Linked DNA regions of Homo sapiens: region 2 is linked to region 1. The links are chromatin contacts, found by Hi-C or POLR2A ChIA-PET in ENCODE. All regions are on one chromosome and are shown on one strand. Each heading gives the region's core, a stretch centred on a gene start or an enhancer-like site at or near the end of the contact. The rest is flanking DNA. Distances are from core to core; before and after follow the strand shown.

Region 1 (5,397 bases), core at 1,473-3,972:
AGAGTGATTCCAAAATTGAAATCATGCTGATGGTGGTAGAAGTAGTTCCTTGGCTTTCTGATCTTTAAACATATTGAGCATTTTTGTTTTTTTTTTTTTTGGATTTTGGGGTGGCTGACTTCAACTGGGCTATATATAAATGGTTCCAGCACAACCACGTATGAATTGATGATGGTAGTGAGTATCCAACTTTCAGTCTTGAACACCTAAGGATAATAGTCGAGTAATTGAATTAAAAAGTTTTTATATGGTATCTTACCTTGTTCCTTGGTCATTGGATTTCTTCAATTATAGATTTTATTGATAAGGAATGCTCATTTACAAGTTCAACTATCATAACAGTGACTTGGATGTCTTTTCTTTAAAATCTAAGATGATAAATTAGCAATAAACGTGCTGGAAATCTTTAAGTCTAGTTACCTAATTATGGGGATTCCGAATCAAGGAGCCAACTGCTTTTGGCAAGTGGTCACACTGTCCAGTGTATCAATAGTAAAGGTGAATGTGATGTAAGGTCACAGCCAAAAGACTGTGTTCCAGGAAGTGACTCCTCACCAGACACCAAATCTTGTCCTTGCGTCTTGATTTTGGACTTCTCAGCCTCCATAACTAAGAAATAATTAATTTCTGCGGATTACCTATCCAGTTTATGGTATTCTGCTATAACAACCCAAATTAAGATATTTAGTAAATAATTTATTAGCACCTACGATGCAGCAGGAAATATGCTAAATGATTAGGGAGAGCAATAATTTTCAGAAGATTAAAAAAGCTTTCCAAAAAGACATAGCACTTGAGAAGAACTTTAAAGAAAGGGTAGAAGTTCCATGGGGGAAAGTGTGGTGGTGGGGAAGTTTAACATACTGGATACAATAAAGATCTTAATTCACAGATAAATTATAAAGTGCTTGAAGTAAGGGACTATATGTTCTCTTAATCTTTGTGTTGATCCCACTTTTGCACAGCCTCTACTTTATTCTTATAGGAAAACATGTAGCATGGCCGTCCTTAATTACCGAGTTGCAAAATAAAGCAGGTGTTATGTCCTGCCCCTGCAGAGATCCTCAAACCTTAGCATGCATCAGAATCACCTGGAGAGCTTGTTAAAACGCAGACTGCTGAGCCCTATTGCCAGTGTTTGGGATTCCCGAGGTTTGAAATAGGGGCCTGTAGGGAATGAGAAACATCTTTCTTTCCTGTTGCTAGATTCCTGTTTGAGTCCCTTATAAGAAAAGACAGATTAATAAGAGAAAAGCGTGCAAATTTATTTAAGTTTTATGTGGCATGGGAGCCTTCAGAGATGAAGCCCAAAGAAACAGGAAAACCTGTGCATTTTTAGAAGGAACAGTGGACAGTTGTGGGGAAGTACGGTTGGACAAAGCATGGTCTAATGGTAATAAACTGGGGTAAGTTGTCAAAGGTCTTTTTGTTCAGATTCTTTTCTATGTCTCCGTTTCTTTAGAGATAAGGATATTTCTTTCCTGTGGGTATAGGAAGAGCACCTCTGGATTGAGGATCCAATGACCCGCCTCAGGGAAGAAGGATGGGAGAAGGTCAGAGAGTGATCTTAGGTTTTGTTGTTTTCTCAAATGTCAAGGGGCCATATTTTGGGGTAGCATATCCTGAACCCCATCAGCGGTGAAAACTTGTATTTCTACATAGTTCCCAGGTGATGCTGTTGCTAGGTTCTAGGATCACGTTTTGAGAACCACTGCTTTAATGTAATTTATATCTAACCACTGCTCCAGCATTCTTTTCTGTAAGCATCCAGAATGCTGTGACAAATTCTTGTCAAACTTTAAGAATCTTCAGGATGTCAAATTCTGTCTTGAGGTCAATAAAGATGGGTAGGGGACGAAATAATCTTTGCTCAACCTTTGGCACATTACAATGATGTTTTTCAAATAGTAGGGCTCAAACGTGATGCATTGGAAAATTGGAAAATTGGAAAATCAAATAATCATATGGTAAATATTTTAGTAGGTTTCTTATTTAATCAACTCTTAATAAGATGGGATGGATAACATTCCTGAGTTAGAAAAACATATTGCAAGCGCTGTCAGAGGAAAATTAAGTTCAAGTCCATCAGCAATCTTTACTCATGTTTTGCTTTATATATTTGTGAGTGCCGTACACAGAACTGAGTCCAGTGTTGACTTGAGTCTAATCAATACACATATACGTATACATGTGTGTGCCTCAAATATATCTGATTGAACTTAGTAAGCCACAGAACTGTAATATATATGATATAATCAATGTGTTATACATTATATTACAATAATTATACACAAAATAATACATTATTCTGTATGTTAAGGGAGAGAGGACAACAGCAAAGAAGACAGAGTGCTACAACGTCCAGGCTGTAAAAGTCATTTTATTCTGGAGGAAATGCAACACCAAAGTTGTAACAGTCTTTCAATAAAGTAAAACAGAATCATCGAAAGGGCTCCTGGGACAATTGAGGCTAGAATGATCTTGGTCAGTCAGTCCTGTGGACTTGAGGGCAATCTTCCCTCCCACTACCGGTTGGGGAGCCCTGATGTCGCCTCCCGCAGAGCGCCACTTGGCCTGGCCTGCGCTTCACCTTCATTTCCGCCCGCGGAATCCTCCAGGATCTTCCCGCCAAGGCTGGGGTTTCCGCTCCGCGGCGTCCGAGCGCCAGCGGACTGCGCATGTGCAGGACCCAGCAGGTCTAGAGCTTTTCTGTGTTTCTCCGGACTTCGAGCCATGGCGGTGACGGAAGCGAGCCTGTTGCGCCAGTGCCCCCTGCTTCTGCCCCAGAACCGGTCGAAAACCGTGTATGAGGGATTCATCTCGGCTCAGGTACCCGCCCAGTGGTTGCTTTCTAGCTAAGAGAGCCTCTTGCAGCGTAGCTGCGCGGAGAAGTCTGTGACGGGCTAGGAGGTTAGGGGCCCAGACTTGTGGGGATTGAGAGGGGCGGCGCGTAACGGCTCTTGGGAGACTAAAGGTTTGAGAAGCGCCGCTGTCGCCGCCACCCCGGTGGTCGCCGCGCTGGATGGGGAGCGAGGAGGCGCGCGGCGTGGAGCGGGGCTGGGGCCACGCCTCCTCTCTCCCTAGCCCTTCCCCGAGTTTGGCTTCCTTCTTCGTTCAGTGTCCCGCAATTGACTGTTTTTTAATTTTTTTTTTGTAAATTTTGCCTTAACTCGATTTTAACACCCTCCACCTCCACGGATGTTGATGAGTTCACTCGGGAATCTGGGCTAATTATTTTCGTGTTTCCTGTAGAAAGAACATTTGGGAAGAAAACCTTATTTTGGCCCTTTGCCAAGTCGTATGTACCTGTACACCCACAGTTACAATATCTTCTAGGAGAAGCATGACAGCAATGGAATTAATTAACTTTGCTGATTCCAGTGGCCTCTCATATGGAGTTTATTACACATACTAACACATGTGTAGGGTTTTGAAGTTTACAAAGCGCTTTCCAGGTAAATAGTTCACTTAATCCTCAGCCCTTTGAGGCAGAAATTTTTAAAAGAATCATCATTCCCATTTTCTAGTTGAAGAAATCAAGGTATGGGAAACCGGAGACGTTATTTGCTGATGATCACATCAGAATCCCTTAAACGCAGGCTGTGTGATTTCAGTCCTGGATTTTTTTCTCTTTACATTGCACCAGGATACCTTAGGTTAGGAGTGTAGACTTTTCCTTTCTGACCATTACACTCAACCTTGTGCCCACTTCCCCACCATCACGCATAGTCTTTGAGTATATGTGGAATTACCATATGACCATCACAGAAAGTAGAGGTTAAAAATTCATTATTCCATATGGAAAAAAGTTAATCCACCTTTCCCTCTCCAATTAGAAGTATTCTTCTTGAATTACCTAGCTGAAAATATGATTCTCTTGTAGACAACATTTAGAAAAGTTGAAAAATTTTAAGTTACTTTTTTTTTTTTTTTTTTACAGGAAGCATGTTATACCTAATTTTAGGCAAAATACTGTTATGTATGTCTATATCTGCTAAGGCCTTTTAGGAAACAAGTACACCCATTAGAATTGAGATTAGATGAAAGTTTCTTTTATGACCATTGCTATAGCTAGAATTCCAATTTGTACCTGCCTTAGCAGTTTATTTAAATCTTAAACATTTTACGTGTCTAAAAATATTTTGTATATATTTTAAATTTACAGAAAAGTAGCAAGGATATACAGTACAAGTAATTCCAGTATACCCTTTACCTAGATTCACCAGTTTACATTTTCTCCATTTTACTGATCATTGTTAAGTATATGTATGTGGGTGGGTGTGTATACACATTATTTTCCTGAACCATTTGAGGTCAAATCAGGCGTAGTTCCCCTTTATCCCTAAATACTTGAGCATACATTTCATAAGAACGAGGACACACTCATACATAACCACAGTACAGTGATTAAAATCAGGATATTTAATGATATACTATTATCTAAGATAGAGTCCATATTTCAAATTTTGTTTATGATACAGTTGTATGTTTTATACCCCCATCCCCTACCATCTGTTGTTAAGATCCCACATTACATTTAGTTGTCATGTCTAACCTGGAACAATTCTCAGTCTGTTTGTGTTTTTTATAAGCTAGACATTTTTAAAGAGTACAGATTGGCTGTTAGGTAGAATGTATCTCAATTTGGGTTTGGATGATATTTCCTCACTATTAAATTCAGCTAATGCATTTTTGGCAGGGATACTACAGAAAGATTGTTTTGTCCTTCTCAAGGCTTGTGAGGTTACCTGGTTGGTTCCATTATTAATGATGTTAACTTTGATCACCTGGTTAAGGTATCATCTGTCAGAGTCTCCTTTTGTAATTAATAAGTACTTTTGGGGAGGTACTCTGAGGCATCAAACTTTCACACACATTCTCTGGTTTTAGCGTCCATTGACTTTTGCTTGAGTCGACTATTACTATCACGGTTGCCAAATGATGATTTTCTAACTCTTGTCATTTCTATATTTATGAAGTGGCAATTCATTATAAGGAGTAGCATTGCCTGCTTTCTCATTTATTTAATTATATTAGAATGGATGCATGGACTTTTAAAAAAATTACTTGATTATAATCATTATTTATTTTGATCCTCGAATTGTCCCAGATTTGGCCAGTGAGCAGGTTTTATGTATGTAAGTTTTTAAGGCTTTGCATTTCCTCTCATCAGTGTTTTAAAAGTATCCTATAGATGCTGACATGTAGCCTTATAACCACCATTTTTAGAAGCTATATGATGTCAATTTACTATGCACCTTAATAGGTTGTAAAAATTTTCTCGTGGAAGGTCCTTTTTGGTTTTTAATTTTGTTGCTGATTTCTAATTTTTCTTGTATTGTAATTAGACAGTATTGTTTATAAAAAAGTCTCCATGGAACTTACTGGTACTTTTTC
Region 2 (5,397 bases), core at 1,071-3,570, 2.6 Mb before region 1:
TCCCATTTTAATGCAACTCTTAGAAAAGACCAAAAAAAAAAAAAAAAAAGTTAATCACCCTTCAACTTCTAAACCTTTAAAACTTTCCATTTCTTTAAACATTTCCTCCTTACTTTTAGGGAATCCTTCCTCCTCACAACAGCACAAAATACAGTGTCAATGAACAAATTTAAATTGTATCAAATTTTAAAATCCTGTGGGTCTTACAATACTCTATATAGAAATGGTTGTTTCCTCTCTCAACTGAAAAAATTAGAAGTATTAAATTCATGCAATATATCAATAAAGTTTGATTAAATCGCCAAGAGCCTGAACTTACTTATAATGCTAGGCATTCTCCATTACTTCCAAACAAAATCTTTCTGATAACCAATACATTAACAAAATATTTGAAGTCATCTTAGCACTTCTAATCTACACATGCTTTGAATTCATAAATTTACACGATTATCTGAAAGTCTGGTGTCACTTAAGTGGGAAAAGGGAAAGTTGAAATATTTTAAACTACACTTAGTATTCTCACAACCACAAACAAACTGAAATCAAATGTCATGTGAAACACCCCAATTTCCTTTTCTGCCTACAGCAATAGCTATGGCATTGTTCTGCTCAACCTTTTAAAAAGGTTCTTTAAGCTTCCTACTTCCTCATCTCTACTAGACATCAGCCTACTTCTGAGGGTCACTGGACCAGGCAGTTTGGGGATAAGAGTCAAGTTCATAAACGGGGCCCCCTCTTCATTCTCTTAGTACAGCATTTAACATGCATTTAGCCCTCCCTGCCTTTGCTCACGCTGCTTCCTCTGTCTGGAAAGTGTCCCCCACTCACCTTGCCAAAATCCTGGTAAAAGACCAACTCGACCCCAGGCTACTTGATTTATCCCCCCGCCCCGGCTCTCCCGTCCCCCTCAACCTTAAGCTCCAGGCAGCCCCAACCACATCTGTGTATATAGGAGACTTTCTTGCTCTGCAATGTTTCTTACAAACTTATTCCCCCCCAAAGGGAGAGATCGAGCATTTATTAAGGGAAAATATATAGTCACATAAGTGATAAAGTTGTATTCATTCCTACTCATTATTTTAAAGCTCGGATATTCTAAAACTCCTCTTTCCCCTTATTTCCAGCGAGGAGGAAGGGGGATTCAACGTCTCTATTCGTCAGATTAGGAACCTTGAGCTTTATCTCACAGTAAAAACTACATTTTTTTTTTTTTTAAATAGAGACAGGGTCTCCCTCTGTCGCCCAGGCTGGAGTGCAGGGGCGCGATCTCGGCTCACTGCAACCTCCACCTCCCAGGTTCAAGCGATTCTCCTGCCTCAGCTTCCCGAGTAGCTGGGATTACAGGCGCGCGCCACCACGCCCCGCTGATTTTTGTATTTTTAGTAGAGACGGGGTTTCACCATGTTTGCCAGGCTGGTCTCAAACTCCTGACCTCTGGTTATCCACCCGCCTCGGCCTCCCAAAGTGCTGGGAATACAGGCATGAGCCACCGCGCCCGGCCTACACTTGGTCGAAGCAACATTAACACTTAAAATACCACGGATTTTCTAATTCGTGTTAAAATACCACGGATGATTTTTAAAGCCGTGACACATTTTGTACAACTGTCAGTACAAGGGGGATCACCTCTTTGCATTTGATGAAATTAAACTAAAAAGGGGGAGAGAGCTTGCCCGAGGTCTGAAGGTTCCTCATTCCTGTTCTAAAACATAAAACCACCATCTTCAATACATATACATTTTTAATGAGAACTCTTCGTCCTCCTTTGGTTCGCTTATGACTTCCCTAATCCTAAAATCAAGTCGTTGGGAATTTCTAAGGTTCCTGCTATGACAACAGGATCGAATTACAGAGCGTGGCTTGGATTCTGCACGCAAACCCTGAAGCAGGTAACTTTTTTAAAAGCTGACAATTTTACCATATGAGATTTTAAAGACAGAACGCGCCCCAGCAAAAACTGAGCTCCCTAAACTCACTGCGGCAGGACCCCCTTCAGAAGAGCTCCTTTCCCCCGGCCCAGGCCCGCGCCCCATGAACACTCACCGGAGGCCATGGCTCCGCTCCCCGCACCTTCCCGCAGGCAGCTCCCAGCGTCCTGGCCGGAGGCGGCCGCAGTCAGTCAGTCAGGAGGCCGAGGGACCTCTGCCGGCGGGGCCCCCAGTCCCCCGACCACCCTAGAGGCCTCCTCCTTCTTCCCGCCCTCCGCTGGGTTTGCGGCTCACACCTTCCCAACCCCTGAATTCTTGCACCCCGGGTCACCCAGCGTCGCCGTCCACCGTACGGGAGCCAGGGGCAGGGGGCGGAGCGGGGAGAGCCGAGTGCTGGCCCAGCCGAGAGGCGAGCAGCCTGGCGGGAGGGGAATTTCCCGCGGCTGACGTAGGCCCGACGCAGCAACCCTCACCCGGAGGCGTGGGCGGGGCGACCTCGCGGCCGCCGCGCGCGCGACCGCCCCCAGCGCCCCGCCCCTGCCTGTCCCCGCGCACGCTCCCCGCCGGCCCCCACGCATACGCCCCCGGCGCTGCTGCGGCGGCTGGCTTGGGAGGGGGTCGAGGGAGCGGGAGCTTGGGGTGGGCTTCGGGAGCGCAGGGAACGGCGGGAGCCGGGAGGTGACGGCTAGCAGCGTGAGAAGGCCGCTGGCTCCTGAGAAATCCCCCTCCTCCAGGTTGTTCTTCCGAGTGTGGTTTAAAGTTCAGGAGCGGGCGGGAGGGTGCGGATGACGTAGAGAGGGCCGGCCGCTGGGGAGCTTTTGGGGGCGCGCGGGGCCGACTCTCCCGGCCTGGGAGGGCGACGGCCGGGGTTTTCGAGAGGTGGTTCCCCCTCTTCCCGACTTCGCACATGCAAATCTCCACCCCCGCGCCAGCGGCGGGACGTTGCGCCCTGTAGGGGGAAGTGGTGCTGCGGCGGGGGTCCTGTCTTCTTCTGTAATTCCTGTATTTGCATACGGGGACCCCCCCCCCGACTGATTTTTTTTCCTCCATCTAAATTGCGAGGGTACTGTGAACTTTACGTATTTTACCTACTGAAACCCGTTTAAACTCAAAAGGTCCGCACTTGGAGTTCGTTGTCTCATTAGGCAGTGCACTGAAGTTTAGTGGACACTATATCCTGAGATTTCACACAGATGCCAAGAAAGGCGGAAATGGAGCACACATTTAGTGCATTAAAGGACCTAGGATAACTTCGTTTCCTTCATTTGAATAGTACCTGCTATGCATCAGATAATGTCCATACTTAATCTATGACGTATTTATTATTCCTAACTTTATAGATGAAGTATTCGGGGTTCAGAGAAGTTACTTCAACATACAGTACTTCAGAATGCTGATAAAAGGCACAGTTTAAAGCCAGGGTTGTCTGACTCCAAAGCTCCATGCCCTTGCCCCTGTCCCTTACTAGTTAAAATTAGTACGGAGAGGTAATGGGGAATATCAGCCTGCCATACAAGTGCCCAAAACTGGGGGACCCATATGGGCAAATAATTTAAAATATCCTGCCAACCCCAAACTGTTCTTTCCACGAAATGCGCAATGTACAACAAAAGAATGAAACAGTTTTATTATTGGATATGTACTAAAACGTACCATGATGCACATCACAGGCAATCCACTGAAGAGAGTGCAAAGACCAAAAAAAAGGAAATCTCACCTTTTCATATGGTCAGGCACGTACAATCCATTACATACCTATTAATTGTCTTTATCCAAAGGAAAATAATGGGAAGTTATCTTGGAACCAAGAGCCAAGGCTTAAACCCTCCTAGAGACAGAAACATGGAGCACCATCCTTGATGTTCACATTTCCAAGAGATGGCTCCGAGGCCCGCAAGAAAGACCTTCTGAGGACGCAAAACTAGCAAGAGGCTTATTTAGCTTTTTAAAATATGTACATACATTTCAAAGAGACGGAAAACATTTTCAGTTCTCTGAAGGAATTTCAAAATGAAAAGTGACTGGGGGAGAGGAAAGTTCTGAGGAGGTGACATTTGAGCTGAGTCCTCAGTTTAAGAAAGAGCCGGCCAGGCGCAGTGGCTCATGCCTGTAATCCCAGCACTTTGGGAGGCTGAGGCAAGTGGATCACGAGGTTGGGAGTTCAAGACCAGTCTGGCCAAGATGGTGAAACCCCGTCTCTACTAAAAATACAAAAATTAGCCAGGCGTGGTGGCGGGCGCCTGTAACCCCAGCTACTCAGGAGGCTGAGGTAGAGAATTGCTTGAACCTGGGAGGCGGAGGTTGCGGTGAGCCGAGATCATGCCACTTGCACTCCAGCCTGGGCGACAGAGCGAGACTCCGTCTCAGAAAAAAAAAAAAAAAAAAAAAAAGGCCATTCACAGGGAGATTCAGGGAAAGAACATTCCAGCTGGGGGAACAGCAGGCAGCAGGTCCTTGAGATAGGAAAGAGCACAGTCAAGAATTGTCCCTCATCCTCATGACCTTCAAACGTCTCATCAAACATTCACTTTCATGTAGTTGAAATGCCTATTTTAATAATATATGGTTAGAACACAACTCCCTTTCATATATAGATATAAAATATTTTTGTATGGTTTTTAATATATACTGAATTTCCCAGGAATGCAAATATTGTATAAATTGAGGGCAGACTTTTATTAAAAAATGTTTTAAAAGTTGGAAAATTGTAACTCTGACAGCTCATCAATACAACACAGTATGCCAGCTGTGGTGGCTCACACCTGTAATCCCAGAACTTTGGGAGGCCGAGGCGGGTGGATTACCTGAGGTCAGGAGTTCAACACCAGCCTGGGCAACATGGTGAAACCCTGTCGCTACTAAAAATACAAAAATTAGCTGGGCGTAGTGGTGTGCTCCTGTAATCCCAGCTACTTGAGAGGCTGAGGCACGAGAATCGCTAGAACTGGGGAGGTGGAGGTTGCAGTGAGCCGAGATCACACCATTGCATTCTAGCCTGGATGACAGAGCAAGACTGTGTCTCAGAAAACAAACAAACAAAAAACCACAGTAGTATCAGGCTGCATTTGCAGCACTTGCATTCACACTGATTCTAGGTACAAGTACAAACATCTGGCAACTTCATTATGTCTTTTTTTTTTTTTTGGAGACAGGGTCTTGCTCTGTCACCAAGGCTGGAATGCACTGGCATGAACACAGCTCACTGCAGCCTCCACCTCCTGGGCTCAAGCTATCCTCCTACCTCATCCTCCCAAACAGCTGGGACTACATGCCCGTGCTACCACACCCAACCCATTATGTCTTTTTTTTTTAAGAGACGGGGTCTTGCTATGTTGCCCAGGCTGGTCTCGAACTCCTGGGCTCAAATGATCTTCCCGCCTCAGCCTCCCAAAGTGCCGGGATTATAGGCATGAGCCACTGCATCTGGCCCCATTATGTCTTTTGATGTAGTTATGCCCAAGCATTTACA

What was found. A loop is a pair of places that touch in the nucleus more often than their neighbours do. ChIA-PET counts read pairs that join two places held with the same protein, here RNA polymerase II (POLR2A). Pooled maps may share reads with other maps.
Region 2: a map of K562 shows a loop between it and region 1 (14-fold over the local background). The contact joins the promoter of REL here to the promoter of FANCL in region 1. A Hi-C loop is called at or near these places in 1 of 168 maps with a recorded cell type or tissue (K562) and 5 of 50 pooled maps. POLR2A ChIA-PET finds 5 or more read pairs at or near these places in 1 of 52 experiments (MCF 10A).

The regions. Positions count from the first base shown.
Region 1 is chr2:58,238,650-58,244,046 of GRCh38, reverse strand. It overlaps FANCL (FA complementation group L), which reads left to right and starts at 2,722. Exons shown (of 14, transcript NM_018062.4): 1 at 2,722-2,829. The coding sequence starts at 2,734. RefSeq lists an enhancer at 2,375-2,534 and a silencer at 3,075-3,124.
Region 2 is chr2:60,878,497-60,883,893 of GRCh38, reverse strand. REL (REL proto-oncogene, NF-kB subunit) reads right to left here and starts at 2,320. Exons shown (of 10, transcript NM_001291746.2): 1 at 2,044-2,320. The coding sequence starts at 2,053. REL-DT (REL divergent transcript) reads left to right here and starts at 2,580. Exons shown (of 3, transcript NR_033980.1): 1 at 2,580-2,662. RefSeq lists an enhancer at 1,908-2,577 and a silencer at 2,186-2,725.